Regions from separate parts of the Homo sapiens genome. Here region 1 is linked to region 2. The links are chromatin loops, found by intact Hi-C in ENCODE. Cell type or tissue: mammary epithelial cell. All regions are shown on one strand. Links, peaks and the distances in the headings refer to the core of each region. The heading gives the core; the rest is flanking DNA.

What was found. A loop is a pair of places that touch in the nucleus more often than their neighbours do. Peaks named below come from ENCODE experiments on the same cell type or tissue, not always from the same donor. Only the 100,000 strongest peaks of a DNase experiment are listed, where the experiment ranks them.
Region 1: it touches region 2 in a loop (3-fold over the local background); 4 of 110 quality-filtered maps call a loop at or near these places.

What each region holds. Positions count from the first base shown.
Region 1 is chr1:39,555,122-39,563,450 of GRCh38, reverse strand. PABPC4 (poly(A) binding protein cytoplasmic 4) reads left to right here. Exons shown (of 16, transcript NM_001135653.2): 13 at 1,035-1,128; 14 at 1,248-1,378; 15 at 1,664-1,766; 16 at 2,329-2,635. The coding sequence ends at 1,753. It also overlaps the pseudogene PPIEL. Among named protein-coding and RNA genes, the nearest start is that of PABPC4-AS1, 5.8 kb to the left of the region's middle. In mammary epithelial cell, for the core only: no CTCF peak of the experiment used is centred there; a DNase peak (open chromatin) is centred at 3,760; H3K4me3 peaks cover 901 bases.
Region 2 is chr1:39,649,197-39,657,525 of GRCh38, reverse strand. It overlaps NT5C1A (5'-nucleotidase, cytosolic IA), which reads left to right. Exons shown (of 6, transcript NM_032526.3): 6 at 1-6,297. Among named protein-coding and RNA genes, the nearest start is that of HEYL, 14 kb to the right of the region's middle. In mammary epithelial cell, for the core only: CTCF peaks have their summits at 3,818 (motif pointing right) and 4,485; DNase peaks (open chromatin) are centred at 3,725 and 6,895.

The sequences.
Region 1 (8,329 bases), core at 243-8,242, 94 kb after region 2:
AAAGAAGGGGCTTAAAAGTGCTCTGCCTGATGCCAGTTCACTCAGAAATGCCTCAGAGCGGGCAGCCAGTGCTTCCTCTTCTGTTTGTACGAAATAATGTGCTCATTCAGCTGTTTGAGCCTCCAGGTCACTTCCGCATCCAATGACCTATTGGATCCTTGGCTGCTCTGCAAGATGATTGGTACATTAATGCAGGAAATAACTTCAACTTACAGATCGGATGTTCAGCTTCAAAGATGTAAAGTGTGTGTAGGAGGTGAAGGGGTTGAACCTAGAGCTTAGATTTTCTAAGCTGTAACTTGCTGTCTCTAGACCTGTGCTCTAGATGCAACTAGTTTGTTTCAGAGCCTAATAGCAATTTGCTGTGGAGGTGTCACCCTAAGCCTTCAGGCCCATAAGCTGCTTAGGAGATTACTCTTTAACTGTCCTGTCTCATACTCTCTAAGTTGGGGATTTCCTAGAACTTGATGCTATGTAAAATACCTTTTCTTTGCAAGGCTTTGACTAGCATTGACGTTGCATGTTGACCGTTTTTAAGCATTTGATACAAAAACATTTGGTAGAATTAAGGTGATGTGGAATGTAATTATAAATGTGTTGATATTTACTCCCTTTGATCCAATCTGCACTGAGATTTACCCTAAAGGAAAACTAATTTTCAGGAAAAGGTTATATACAAGTGTTTACCCTTATTTATATCAAGGCTTTTCATTCTTGAGTAACTTTGGGTGTATTAAGGAAATGTCAGAAAATGCTTGCCTAGCACTATAGGTTTGTTTTATTATTTACGTTTCACTTCGCTTTCTGATAGCATGCCATTTTCATTGTAATTGGTTGTGTTTATGTCCATACCACTCTGTTCCTCAACACACCCCTCAATCCTTCAAGGACTGAAATTAGTTCCTTTAGAGCAAGGACAGCCACCTCCTCTCCTCTTTCACATAGTCAGATGTTCAGATATTGAACAGGCACTCAACCACCATCAGGTGTTGTCCTTTCCTCAGTGCTAACCCACTGCCTTTCCTGGTTCCCAGGCACCCCAGCCTGCGGTCCATGTGCAGGGGCAGGAGCCACTGACTGCCTCCATGCTGGCTGCAGCACCCCCCCAGGAACAGAAGCAGATGCTGGGTGAGTGACCCACTTGCTTGCAGAAGAAGAGGGTCCCAGAGCCTGATGCCAGCTAGGACACCAGTGTCCATTGTTTACTGGGATTTGATTTGTTTTTTTATTAACTATCCTCCCCATAGGAGAACGCTTGTTCCCACTCATCCAAACAATGCATTCAAATCTGGCTGGGAAGATCACGGGAATGCTGCTGGAGATAGACAACTCTGAGCTGCTGCACATGTTAGAGTCCCCCGAGTCTCTCCGCTCCAAGGTGAGCTGGGGCTCAGACCCTGCAGCTTCAGTTCTCAGCTTGGGAAGACTGGGGGCAAACTTGGATGCCCAGGTGCAGCAGAAAGTGGGATCTGCTGCCCCCAGGACCCCTCTCGTCATGCCTTGACTGTGACTGGAGGCTGCAGTGGGTATTTGGGAAAGTAGTTAGCACCAGAAGCCTAGGGATCATCTGTACAGTTGGCTTTGGTCCACCACTAGGTCTGGGCACTGGGGAGGGGTGGAGTAGCTCTCCTAGATTCACTGACCACCTGAAGATTTCTCGCAGGTGGATGAAGCTGTAGCAGTTCTACAGGCTCATCATGCCAAGAAAGAAGCTGCCCAGAAGGTGGGCGCTGTTGCTGCTGCTACCTCTTAGACAAGGAAAAACCGTATGTGTGGCTATTTTCATTTTTGTTCCTATGAGCATTGTTCCTATGAGCATTGTCTTTGTGGTTTGACCTGAGGTTGTATATATGCTCACTGCTTAGCTCTGGGAATACAATAAGTACAGTTAGTTACACGGAGTGTGTTGCAGGTGACTTCTTATCATGAGGACTGTGGACTTTGTCTGCAGGAGCTTGAGTGAATAATAAAACTAGTACTGGTTGATGGTTGTAGGTGTCTCCAGATAGGGAAAGAAGAGACAGTAAAATAAGCTAAGGAAAAAGCACATGGTAAGGACCAGAGCTGGTGTGTTGGGAGGGTTGACTTGGCATAGTCATGACCCTCTTGTCAAGGGCCTCAGGAGCCTTGTCATCTAGTGGTAAAGACCAGAGATGCTGCTAAATGTTGTACAGTACACAGGAGGACAGACCCAACAGAATGTCCAAAGTGTCAATAGCACTGAGGTTGAGAAACTCTCTTCTAGAATACCTTCCTTTATCCACTATATGTTAATGAATCTAAATTATTTGATTATGCATTTATTTGTGTTGGTGCTTTTCTTTACAGGATTCAAAAGCCAAATAACCCCTTATGGAATTCAACTCAAGGTTTGAAGACTTCCTAGCTTGTCCTATGGACCTCAACACCAAGGATTACAAATTGCAAATTTAATAGGTCATTTTGTATCAAAAGGTCAATTATGAAGCACCTAGAATTTTTCAATTATACGAATATGTTCTTTGGGTTCTGCTGTGGCCCAGACAGTGTTAACTTTTTTTTTATTGTGGGTTTTGATTTTTTCCCCCAGAAATTGGTTTTATTTGATGTACCCAAGTCTTACGTTTCCCAATAAAGAAAAAAAATCTCCATAAAACTGCCTCTGTCTCTGACCACAGTTTTACTCTATGAATTCCGGTTTTCACTGGAAGTAACTTTAGGATGTGAATTGGTTCCAGTGATAGTTTATTCTTTCTTGACTTGAAGCTGACAAAGATTAGCAAGATACACAGAACTGTTAAATATGATCCTGTCCCACACTGTTCTGTTACAGTATGATTGTTACATTAGCCCCATTTAACTTAGAGGGAACAGAGATCTGATGTGGTCAGAGCAGACCATGGGTCTGGCCCAGGAAAATCTGGGGCAGAGTGGGGTTGGCGCACACCCCAAGGACATACGGTGAGATCTGCAGATCCCAGTTGGTTAGTTGAGCCCCGTCCTTCCCTTCCTGAACTCGGTTGGGGTGTGTCCTGTCCCCTCTTATTTCCTGCAGTCAGTTTATGCTGCATTCGAGTCAGCGGATCCAGTTCCCCAGATTCTGCAACCAAGTTTTCCCCTAGCAGGGAAAATGGGAGGTCTGTGACTATAGCAAATGGTGCTGAAGTCTTCAGTGCTTGTGGTTTCTTTGATGTTCAAAGTGACAGTAAAATGACATCCTAAAGGCCAAGATCACATCCCTTTGCAGCCTACTTTCCCTGCGGCTCCAGCCTTGCCTGCTTTCCCTCCTGGAGCTTGCTTGGTGCTTCCTTAGTGCCCCATCCAGGCAGTCCTTAGAATGCTCATCCCTCTTGGCAGGCTCCTTTAGATCTGGTGTCACCTCGGCTGGGCACAGTGGCTAACGCCTGTAATCCCAGCACTTTGGGATGCCGAGGCGGGCGGATCACAAGGTCAGGAGATCGAGACCATCCTGGCTAACACGGTGAAACCCCGTCTCTACTAAAAATACAAAAAAAATTAGCCGGGCGTGGTGGCGGGCACCTGTAGTTACAACTTCTTGGGAGGCTGAGGCAGGAGAATGGCGTGAACCTGGGAGGCGGAGCTAGCAGTGAGCCGAGATCGCGCCACTGCACTCCAGCCTGGGCGACAGAGCGAGACTCCGTCTCAAAAAAAAAAAAAAAAAAATCTGGTGTCACCTTAACAGATCTAAAGGAGATGTCCTTGTTTCCGGACGGCCCCTTCTTTCCTTAATCTGGTGCCGGATGGGGTGGGGCACGGTGCGGGCTTCCGGCGGAAGCGCTGGAAGCAAGATGGCGGCCGCCGAGAGGGTTCACAAAGGGTAGGGTGGTGTGGAGCAAGGCAGGGTCCTCGCAGGCAGTGCCAAGATTGAGCTGGGGGTGGGCAGAGTGGGCGGGGTGCGGACCCATGGCCCTACGCATCCTGGGCCAGGTCTCTTGTGGTGCTTCACGCTCTCGACCTGTGAGTGGTGCCTGCTAGAGCTGCCCAGATCCCTTTTCCCTACCCCTTCTGACCCTGGACCCAGAGTGGTGGTTGCGATCTGCTACCGTGACGTCAGCCCTCATTCGTTCGTTCCACAAACTCCACAGCTCTGGTCCATTAGAGGAAGGAGGTCCCAGAATAGCTGGGAAATTACGAGAACAGCCTCACTGCACGAGTTGGTGAATGCTGTGATGGCGATTGTATGATGGACGGTGATGTTGAAACCAGACTGGGGAATGACCGCCCCATCCGGAGAGGTGAGGGTAAACTTTCGGGATGCTCTGAGTCCAGAGATGGGTTTGAAAGATGCAAAGTTAACCAAGCAGCCAAGGTGGGAGCCAGGCTGTTGCCTGAATGGAGACAAGCAGCGAGAGTCAAAACCCAGAGTCTGGCCATACTTAGTATATGCTATACTAAGAAATGTGGATTTTTCTCCGTTGGCCATTGGACTGCTTTTGAAGAATACCAACCAGAAGAGTAATATAATCGTATTTGTATTTTCTTGGGATAACGGAGGAGAGAAAAAGAAGGCGATCCCATTCAGGAAATTGTCACCATAAACCAGGGCAAAAAATGTAGGTCAGAAGAGGGATAGGGAGAGGAGTGTATCTCACAAGTGGTTTTGTTATACCCAGAAGAGTATTGGGACCCCTCCCTTCCTCTCCTCCCTGTGCTCATGTTAACAAGGTGTTGGAGCAACTGCACCAAAAGTGTGGAGACATTGATTCAGAATGCTCTTGGTATCTGCAAAGGGGGTGAAGGACAGTTCTTTGTGCTACTTTTATTCCTTTTGGAAACATCACAGATATTCTGATTCTGCTGTATTATGAAACAGGTGACACTGAAAAGTCCCTCTTAAGATTCCTGATGCCAGGAAAATAGGAAAAAATTTTAAGTCATGAGCATTCTGTGTATGGCTGGTATATAATGAATTTCAGGGGGATGTCTCTCTAGGTCAGCATGGTGGTGATCTTGGAGATGGAATAGGAAGGTTCTGAGGACAGCAGAGCTAGGATGATGGTGTGGCTATGGGTTGAAATTTACAAAAATTAACAATCTGGCTGGGCGCGGTGGCTCACACCTGTAATCGCAGCACTTTGGGAGGCCGAGGCGGGCGGATCACGAAGTCAGGAGATCGAGACCATCCTGGCTAACACAGTGAAACCCCGTCTCTACTAAAAATGCAAAAAATTAGCCGGGCGTAGTGGCGGGCGCCTGTAGTCCCAGCTACTTGGGAGGCTGAGGCAGGAGAATGGAGTGAACCCGGGAGGCGGAGCTTGCAGTGAGCTGAGATCGCGCCACTGCACTCCAACCTGAGTGACAGAGCCAGACTCCGTCTCAAAAAAAAAAAAAAAAAAAAAAAAAAAAAAATCTGTTGGATTTGAGGTTAGACTTTAAGTTGGAACCATTTGGGGGCTTTGATTTCTCATCATTTAATATAAAAAGTGTATAGTAAAAAGGCCAGGCGCGGTGGCTCACGCCTGCAATCCCAGCACTTTGGGAGGCAGAGGCGGGCGGATCACGAGGTCAGGAGATCGAGACCATCCTGGCTAAGACGGTGAAACCCCATCTCTACTAAAAATCCAAAAAATTAGCCGGGCGTGGTGGCAGGCTCCTATAGTCCCAGCTAATCGGGAGGCTGAGGCAGGAGAATGGCGTGAACCCGGGAGGCGGAGCTTGCAGTGAGCCGAGATCGCGCCACTGCACTCCAGCCTGGGTGACAGAAAGAGACTCCGTCTCAAAAAAAAAGTGTATAGTAAGAATCAGGAGGGTAGTCTTAGAATAAAATTTTTTTTTTTTTTGAGATGGAGTCTCATTCTGTCACCCAGGCTGGAGTGCAGTGGCGCGATCTCAGCTCACTGCAAGCTCCGCCTCCCGGGTTCACGCCATTCTCCTGCCTCAGCCTCCCGAGTAGCTGGGACTACAGGAGCCTGCCACCACGCCCGGCTAGTTTTTTGGATTTTTAGTAGAGACGGGGTTTCACCGTGTGTTAGCCAGGATGGTCTCGATCTCCTGACCTCGTGATCCGCCCGCCTCTTCCTCCCAAAGTGCTGGGATTGCAGGCGTGAGCCACCGCGCCTAGCTCTTAGAAAAAAAATTTTAACGTTTGGTTCTTGTTTCACATCACCTGCTGGTTAGGTGTACTCTACCTTATCTGCCCACCCGAACTCCCTTCCTGGCGGCTGTGCTGTTAAATAGCAGAGTGTAGCAGGGAAGCTCAGCCTCAGCAGTGAAGCCTTGGCCTCTGCTTACCTGGTTAAGTTTTTCTTCAATTGGTATCACAATTACAGTGCAAGTTTCTATTTGATCTTTTGTTTTTATTTTCTAGGTTAGGAATTTTAGACCCAGTTCTGCTACTGACTTTCTGTGTGGACACAAACTCACTGAGCCTTCAGTTCTTCAAATCATTTTTTTTTTCTTTTTTTTTTTTTTTTTTGAGATGGAGTCTCACTCTGTCACCCAGGCTGGAGTGCAGTGGAGCGATCTTGGCTCACTGCAACCTCTGCCTTCTGGGTTCAAGCGATTCTCCTGCCTCAGCCTCCCAAGTAGCTGGGACTACAGGTGCCTGCCACCACCCCCAACTAATTTTTTTGTATTTTTAGTAGAGACGGGGTTTCACTATGTTGGCCAGGCTGGTCTTGAACTCCTGACCTCGTGATCCGCCTGCCTTGGCCTCCCAAAGTGCTGGGATTACAGATGTAAGCTGCTGTGCCAGCTTTTTTTTTTTTTTTAGAGACGGGGTCTTGCTCTGTCATCCAGGCTGGATTGCAGTGTCATTGATCATAGCTCAAGCGGTCTTCCTGCCTCAGCCTCCCAAAGTGCTGTGATTACAGGTGTGAGCCACTGCACCTGGCCTCTTCATATCTTACAACGGTAAGACTAGCGGGTTCAGGAGCCCTTCTATCCCTGAGTTTTTTTTGTTTTTGTTTTTGTTTTTTTTTATGGAGACAGAGTCTGTCTGTGTCACCCAGGCTGGAGTGCAGTGGCGCGATCTCGGCTCACTGCAACCTCCGCCTCCTGAGTTCAAGCAGTTCTCCTACCTCAGCCTCCCGAATAGCTGGGACTACAGGCACACACCGCCATGCCCAGCTAATTTTTTGTATTTTAGTAGAGACGGGGTTTCACCATGTTGCCCAGGCTGGTCTCAAACTCCTGAGCTCAGGCAGTCCGCCTGCCTCAAAGTGCTAGGATTACAGGTGTGAGCCACCGCACCCAGCCTATCCCTGAGTTTTATAAAGTAGTAATTCCTACTACTCTTGGTCTCTCCCAGCTAAAATAAGTTTTTCCTGGGAACGAAGACTATGATGCTCCCTTCTTTAGTAGTCACCTGACCCAATGGTAAGATCAATGCTCTATACACAATTAAAGCTTTTTTGGAATTAATAATTGTTAGACCAACAACTTTTTCTATTTCTGTAAGTTTTATAAACAAAGGTCATCAAAGTGCTTGGAAAGCAACTTCAGGTTTTACGTTCTATAGTGGTACAACTGAATTTTATTTTATTTTAATTAGTTAATTAATTTATTTATTTTTGAGATGGAGTCTTGCTTTGTCACCCAGGCTGGAGTGCAATGGCGTGATCTTGGCTCACTGCAGCCTCTGCCTCCTGGGTTCAAGCGATTGTCCTGCCTCAGGAGCTGGGACTACAGGCGCCTGCCACCATGCCCAACTAGTTTTTTTTTGTATTTTTAGTAGAGATGGGGTTTCACTATGTTGGCCAGGCTGGTCTTGAACTCCTGGCCTCGTGATCCGCCTGCCTTGGACTCTCAAAGTGCTGGGATTACAGGCATAAACCACTGCGCCTGACCTATATTTTTTTTTTAGAGATGGGGTCTCGCTCTGCTACCCAGGCTGGATTGCAGTGTCATTGATCATAGCTCAAGTGGTCTTCTTGCCTCAGCCTCCCAAAGTGCTGTGATTACTGGTGTGAGCCACTGCACCTGGCCTCTTCATATCTTACAACAGTAAGACTAATGCATTCAGGAGCCCTTCTATCCCTGATTTTTTTTTTTTTTTTAATGGAGACGGAGTCTCTTTCTGTTGCCTAAGCTGGAGTGCAGTGGCGCGATCTCGGCTCACTGCAACCTCTGCCTCCTGGGTTCAAGCAGTTCTCCTACCTCAGCCTCCCGAATAGCTGGGACTACAGGCACACACTGCCACGCCCAGCTAATTTTTTGTATTTTAGTAGAGATGAGGTTTCACCATGTTGCCCGGGCTGGTCTCAAACTCCTGAGCTCAGGCAGTCCACCCTCCTCAAAGTGCTAGGATTACAGGTGTGAGCCACTGTGCCCAGCCTATCCCTGAGTTTTATGAAGTAGTAATTCCTACTACTCTTGGTCTCTCCCAGCT
Region 2 (8,329 bases), core at 249-8,248:
CTGATTGCCAGGCTTCTAGGAGGAATCCTAGTCATGAGCAAGCACTTTGTAAAGAAAACCAAAAGTATCATGAGAGGGGCAGAAGCCTGGAGATGTGGTGGTAGGAAATAGGGGAAGAGAACACCCTGGGGTTTTTGATCTTTGTCCTTCTGGGGACTCAGCTCAGGGTCTGAAAGGGCACAGGTTCTGTGCAGTGTGGGGCAGGGTAAGAGATGCAGAAAGATATTCCAGGAAGGAGAACAAAGTGAGAAGGCAGAGACGGTTCTCAAATGAGCAACGATTTGGGCCAGAAGAGAAAGGCTGGGCTGAGTTTTTACTGTCATTGTCAGAGGTCTCCATGAGGCTGGTCCCAGGGAGGAAGGGTATGGCTGTGTGGAGTGACTGGGACAGATACCCACAGTGACTGCTTTATCAGGGGACACTGGCATTATTGCCCCTGGAAGGGCATATGATAATGTCTTTGCACGAGGTCATTTCCACTGCACAGCCAGGATCCTTCTGGCTAACAGAGGAGGCCTTGGGGCAGAAGACCCGGGTTGTGTCTACTTCCAGAGCTCCAAGCCTAGACAGAGGTACTGTGAGGGCCAAGAACAACCTCAAGGAAACAAAAAAGAAGTGAAGGAGGGAGCTCAGCCCTGAGTCTCCTTTATTCTTGGCTGAACTGCAGAAAGGCCCTCTCCTTCTCACTCCCAGGGGTCAGAATCACCCCCGTGGAAGAGCCTCCAAGGCTCACAGAACCAGTGACTGCAAGAAGCCTACAAGGCCGGGCACAGCCCAGGCTCACAGCATGGCAACAGGCTGACTGACCAGGGTGGACCTGTGCACTGGGGACGGCACCAGATGTCACCTAATTAAGAAAAACTGCAGGGATTCTGGGACCTGTGTGGTCTTGCCCCCAGGGCCTGGTGATGAACACCACTGATGATTCCATGTCTCTCAGGAAGCAGGAAAATATGATGCTGGAAGCAGAAAGATAAGGTGCAGTAAAAGCCATGGATTTCACTGGAGCCATCATTAATAGACACAGACAGCCCTGGGCAATGGAGAAACACTAAGAGTCTAAATTCTATTATTGAAATCACAAATGAGCATCTCAGGCCTGGAAAAAAGCTTTCAGTCACTGGAATAAAAAGCCAGAAATCTGAGGGGCAGTCTTAGGCAGCAGTTACACGGGCCTTCTGATTGTCTTAGAGGTGAGGAGGTGCCCAGGGATGAGGAACATTGAGTGTTGTTCACCAGTAAATTAAAAAGCCAGGTGAACACCAAAGTCCCAGGCCTAACCAGGGAATGCAGCACTGAGGTGGAGCAGCCACGGCTTCTGAAACACTGGACCCCTTTAGCTGAGAGCACCACTTCCCCAACAAGCCCTGCAGAACACTGGTTCCAGGAGATGCCTGCCAGCAAAATCCCAGAGCCAATGGGACTGCTGCTTAGCAGAAAAATGGAAGCCCTGTTACTAAGCACTGAGACTGCTCAGCCAGTTGCAAAACATCCCCCTCTCCTATCTGAGAGCCCAATCAGAGTAGTGGGGATATATCAGAATGTGCCAGAAAAAAATAGAAACTAGCAAGAAGTTCAAAGCCAAGATGGATTTGGCATTATAATGACACTCAATTGGTGTGCACCAGTACAGCCAAACTGATGACTAAAACTTGAAATACCTCCATAGCAGTTGGTAGATAATGCTGCGCTGAGTCCCCTGAATGTCTCCTCGTGGCCTCAGCTGACCTTTCCACTGTGAGCGCTCCATTTTCCCACAATGCAGCCTCTAGGAGGCTGCAGCGGCACTATGGCCAGTGTCTACTCTGTTTTGTGGTGTCCTGGCCATGCTGGTTTAGGGAGGCAAAGTAACTTGTCCAAAGCCATAGAGCTAGTAAGTGGCAGTGCTGGGACTCAAACTCATGTCCATCTGATTCTAGGACCCAGGTTTTCAACCATTTTGTCATACTGCTCATACATATGCATGGAGATAGCCAGAGAAGCTCCATTCTGAGGTCTTCACTAAAGGAGTTTACTTACCTGACAGTTAATATGTTGATTTCCTGCATGGTGAAATGCTGGAATACATTTGAGTGCATGCTTTTATTATAGCTTCCTAAACACCTACAAATAATTTAAATTAGAGCCAAACGTTTGTGAACCCCCAGAAGCACTTCCAAACAATCCCAAGTTTTGAGAAACCCAGTGTGAAGGCCCCTGTTTTGGGCTAATGCAGAGTTTGGCAAACTCTGGGCCCACGGGCCAAATCTGACCCATCACCTGTTTTTGTAAAGAAACTTTGACTGGGGCCAGGCACAGTGGCTCATGCCTGTAATCCCAGCACTTTGGGAGGCCAAGGCGGGTGGATCACAAGGTCAGGAGATCGAGACCATCCTGCCCAACATGATGAAACCCCGTCTCTACTAAAAATACAAAAATTAGCTGGGCGTGGTGGTGCACGCCTGTAGTCCCAGCTACTCGGGAGGCTGAGGCAGGAGGATCACTTGAACCCGGAAGGCGGAGGTTGCAGTGAACCGAGATCACGCCACTGCACTCCAGCCTGGCATCAGGGTGAGACTCCGTCTCAAAGAAAAAAAAAAAGATAAAAGAAACTTTGATTAGAACATAGCCATGCCCATTTGTTTACATATGTTTATGGCTGATTTCACACTGCAACAGCAGAGTTGAATTGTTGCAACAGAGGCTGCAAGCCAAAAATATTTATTATCTGGCCCTTTACAGAAAAATGTGCGGACCCCTGGGCCAAGGCAGACAGCCTGGCTGATGCCTCAGTGGGATGAGCCAGGTCACATCCACCTATGCATCTGTGGGCGGAGGCTGGCTCCACTGCCAAAGGGAAGGGACATGGGGCTCCATGCCCATCTGAAGATTCCAAGTTTTGACTATTTTCAAGCGACCCATGGCTCATGGTAATTTGCAGTTTTGTTGATGCACTGATTTGACTTGAATGTGCTCTCCCAAGCTGATGAGTGAGAGGGCAGGAGCAGGGCCCTTGGCTGGGGATGAGCCCAGCTGGCTGTCCAGCATGGCTTTGTATTCCCGACTCATTTCCTCATGGGGCCTCTTAGGCAATGATCAGCCTAGTAGGTGGATGCGCATTAGCTAAACATGAGTTTTGGATAGATTGAAGTGCCCAGTGTTGATTTCAGCAGCTCCGAGCCAACAAGGTCATCCATGTACTTTCTGTGAAAGCAAGAACAAGTCCGTCGTGAAGAGGGTCCCGTGAGGACTTTAGCCGGTTCAGAAGTTACTGATCAAGTGAGAGAGAAAACTCCTGTAACAGCTGGAATGGCAGTTTCTTGTGGCATGAAGGCACGTGAGCAATAAACACAAATACCCCTCATAATGGAATTGTGGATCAGGAGAATTCTAGGACTCTGCAAATTTAGAGATTTACCAGGCTTCCAGGATCCACTGCAAGAACAGACAGTATGGAAGACGCCCCATCTACAGCCATCATTGCTGTCGCTATGCCATCATGATACTCTTCTCCACTAAGCCCAGACTGGGTCTCAGAATCTTTCTCTATCCAGCATTCCAGGCAGCCACTACCAGCGGGCTGGAGCTGGTGTGAAAGATGAAACCTATTTTGCCATCCCTATTGGTGTTGGGTTTTGCTATCCAAGAGGCATGCAAGGCCCAGAATGTTCATCCTCTGAGGATATGATGCAACTCTGAGGATGTCAGAGCCTCACCTGACTTGGGTAGAACACAAGGAGGTGGATGAATAGCATCGTGTGGCTGGCGGCTTCCCAGATCACGGGTTTTATCTAGTCTTAAAGCAAAACACAAAACCACCTCCTTTCTGCCAGTAGGTGGCACTGCAGGCCGGCACGCAGCTGCTGGCAGTAGTCAAGTGATTCTACCCACTGATTTACTTTTCTCTCCCACTGACTTAGTGCTGCGCTGGACTCTCCCCACGGTTAGCTCTAGCCAGCCAAAAAGGACTTCAGGTGCTCTGGAAATGTTTGCTAAATATGCCCGAGTGACGAGCCGATTGCTCTTGCCGGCAATTACTGTGATTGTGTGTATGGATGCACACATATTAAGTTTGTGCAACAGGATAAAAATCGTACACGTACGTGTATTTATGTGGGTGTGTGTAATGGGCCAGATATCTCAGCCAATGACTCTGTGTGTGTGTGTGTACTCACTATGTGTACAGATGGTTATCTCTGTTAACTGAGTGTCCTGGGACCCACATACTGATGGCCAGCCCTAGGATAGTTGTACCCATTTCCATCATAACATGGGCATTTGCGTATGTGCAGCTTGGGGGCCACCGAGACCAGCCCCCAACCTCTGGCCAAGAAAGTCTTGGCTCCTAACCCTCTGCCTCCTACCCCTACTCCTGAGCCTTGGGAAGGAAGTGGTAGAATCTGTGTAAGGGCAATCCTTTTGACTATACCTGCCTCATCATCTCCATTTGTTTCTTCCCTCCCCCTAACAGTGCCAAGGCCAACGTGTCCAGTTGGGCAGATTGTGCACTGCAAAAATCTAGAGGGCGCCATTGGTATTGTGACATGGGTAGTACCTATTAGACACCTGCACAACCTGCCAACTGTATACAGATGCCCTGGTCATCTCATGGCCATGGCTACGAAAGTTGCCTTCCCTCCCCACTACCAGCCCTGCCCAACCTAGGCAAAGATTCCTGCCTCTGCTTGAGTGTTCTAATGTGGCCCAGAAGTGACTTACCATTGACCTTAATTGGGAAGTATCTCCCTGATGGGCCATCCCCTAGAGGCCTTTGGAATTCCATTTATAAAAGTGAAATGTGGCTGGGAACTTTTCAGTTACTCATCTTTGCAAAGTGAAAGCCTCTGTAAGGCAAACCAAAGCTGTGAAGACTGGGGTCACTGACTCCCACACTCCTGGCCTGTGGGTGAATATATGCCTTCATGGCCATCTGCCACGGAATTAGGGTAAAGGCCTCAAGGCTAGTCTTGTAGCTAACTGCCACCAAGAAGCCACCAAGAAAATCACTGAGGTCACCCTAGACTGGATGCCTGGGCCAGGGTCACAAACCCCAATGCCTACAGGGGCGAGGCAGGAAACATAAATGAGTGGAGAGGATTAAGCCAGTTCTTCACTGAGAATGGAGAACACTGTGGTCTGCCATGGTTGCTGCCACATGGGAATGTGGCCTGAGGTTGCCGGATAGTCCGCCCCATTTTTGAAGAGAAGCTGGGAATCTGGACTTTTAAATGTTGGCAACTATTTTGAATTTAGAAAACACCATCTGGGCCAAATAAAACATATTCTGTAGGCGAGATCCGGCCCTTGAATCTCCAGTTTGCATCCGCTGGCCCAGGCCCAGAGACTTGGGTTTTTAAGACCCAAGTCACTGAGAGTCTGAGGATATTACACTCAGATTCTCAGTGATGGATATTTAAGAGACCTCAGAGATGACCTAGCTCAGCCTTTGTGTGTTCAAAACTGCGTATGTACAAACTTCTTTTTTTTTTTTTTTTTTTTTTTTTTTTTTTTTTTTTGAGACGGAGTCTTGCTCTGTCACTCAGGCTGGAGTGCAGTGGCACAATCTTGGCTCACTGCAACCTCCGCCTCCTGGGGTCAAGCAATTCTCCTGCCTCAGCTTCCTGAGTAGCTGGGATTACAGGTGCCCGCCACCATGCCCAGCTAATTTTTTGTATTTTTAGTAGAGATGGGGTTTCACCATATTGGCCAGGCTGGTCTCGAACTCCTGACCTCAGGTGATCCACCAGCCTCTGCCTCCCAAAGTGCTGGGATTACAGGCGTGAGCCACCACACTCGGCCTACGAACTTCTTTATTAATGTAATAGCGCACATATACTTAACTTCTGGTTTCTACTTAAGAGCATCTCAATAACCTCCGATATAGAATACGATGAAAAATGAAACCTGTGTGCATAATGTGCTTGTATCTACCTGTCAGAAGCCCTTTGCTTTGATAGCATTTGCTGCCTCAGTCTTCCTCATCACCCAACCTCTCTGGGTTGCTTGTTATGATAAACCTAAGTGCCTCCGTAAATGGTTAGAGCATGTGTTTCTTCGTCTTTGTGACTTCCCTTGTCTGGGAATAAGACTGCTTGTACTTCTCCCAGCTTTGCCCTCTTTGGCCTACTAGTAGCACACCCCATCGATCCAGACCTGTCTGGCTCTTTGTAACATTTACCTGGTCACATGATAAAGGGTGCTGAGTGCTTGCCAGTGTGGGTCCCTGTCACTTCTCATGCATGTCCTATACCTTAATTTTACCACATGTGCTTCTGCTTCTTAAAAGCCATTCAAATAAATGGAGAGGGTTTTAATTAACTTACGTTGTCTTGTTTTTTCCCCACAATTGTATTCACAAACTGGCATATGGCCCCTCATGAAATGCTAATGGTGACGTAGGTAATGAAGAGGCCTGGGACCCGATTCATCCACTAGTGCTGGGATCTTTCTGTAGAATCTGTCCCAGCACATGAAGACCACCCTGAGGGGAGATTCCGCAATGGACAGCAGCCTGAGAGCATCAGAAGGCAAGCTTCCCCCAACAGGGCTCCTCACATGGACTCGGTGTTCCCATCTGGAACTACCAAGGGTGGGGATGGAGAGGGAGGAAGAGAAGATGAGAAAGGATGTGAGATGAAGGAAGAAGGGGATAACTCAGACTCCAGCCCTCACATCATTCTTCTTCCTGCACCCCAGGGTCTTCCTACACCCCAGGGTCTTCCTGCACCTCAAAGTGTCTGCAGAGCAGGAATCCAAGAGTGGCTTTTCTGGGTGGTTCTTACTCAGAGCCTCTCATGAGGTTGTAGTCAAGCTGCCAGGTGGAGCTGCAGTCAATGGAAGGCTTGCCTAGGGCTGGAGGAGCTGCCTCCAAGATGGCTCACTCACATGGCTGTTGGCAGGTGACCAGAGTTCCTCACCACAATGTTACCTGAGTGTCCTCATGACATGGCTGTTGGCTTCCCTGAGAGTGAGTAATCCAAGAGAGCAAGGCAAAAGCCACACCATCTTTTATGACCTAGCCTTGGAAGTGACATGTCATCACCTCTAGCATATTCCATTGGTCACACAGACAAACCCTGATACAAGGTGAGAGGGGACTACGCAAGGAGGTGAATATCAGGAAGTGGAGATGATTAGGGGCCATCTTGGAGGTTGGCTACCACATATTATTATACCTCCATCAGTCTGGTATACCAGGGGCCCCCAAGGTTATGTTAACCGTTCTTCTGCCCTGTGGCAAGACTAGACTTGAATGTGTCTCCTGGATTCTCCAACCTGAAGTCCCCTTGCTTTCCCACCTGTCCCCACCCAGTCACCAGGAATGGAGAGAAATATGATTCTTCATCTACTTCCTTCCCACACCTCCTGTCCAACATTCCTTCAGGGGCCTTGGAGTCACCTACTTGGGGACATCATCGAAACTGTGTTCTGAGATGTCTTAGTCTCATGGTAAAATTTTTATAATGTCCATAAGGCCAGTGGTCCCAGAGCTGTTTGTCCTGTTTTATGACCAGTGGCCCATGTCCAAGGTGAGGGAAAGGCAGGGGTGGGGGAAGGGTGGCATCCTAACACCCCCTCCTTCCTAGGCCTTGGATATCAGCCCCAGCCTCTGGTGCCATAAATGAATCCTCTACTTTCTGACATGGTCTTGGACTGGATTTGGGAATAAAAACCCCATGATGTGATACAGATGTGACTGTGGCTTGGAGCTGGAACCAAAAAAAAAAAAAGGAGTAACCACCAGATAAAGAAATCACAGACATAATTCTTTCTCCTCCCGTGTGCACTCCCTTTTCAACTTGCAAAGCTCATCCATGACCTAAGGCCTATGTGTTCTGTTTTTTTTTCTTGTGCTTACTAGTAGCCAGTTTTATTTTCCAATAGGTCACTTAAAGAAACATTATTTTTGGCCGGGCGCGGTGGCTCACACCTGTAATCCCAGCACTTTGGGAGGCTGAGGCGGGTGAATCACGAGGTCAGGAGATTGAGACCATCCTGGCCAACATGTTTAGTAGAAACCCCGTCTCTACTAAAAATACAAAAATTAGCTGGGCATGGTGGCATATGCTTCCACCCTCAAGATCTCATAATCTCCCAAAGGCCCGACCTCCTAATATCATCACATTGGTGATAAGGTTTCAGCATATTAATTTTGGAGAGGTATATTCAGACCATAGCAATTTGAATCTTCATTCTTTTTTTAAAATTTAATTTAATTTAATTTAATTTTAAGTTCTGGGATACACGTGCAGAACAGGCAGGGTTTTTGGGTTTTTTTTTGTTGTTTTGTTTTGTTTTGTTTTGTTTTTTTGAGATGGAGTCTCGCTCTGCCACCCAGGCTGGAGTGCAG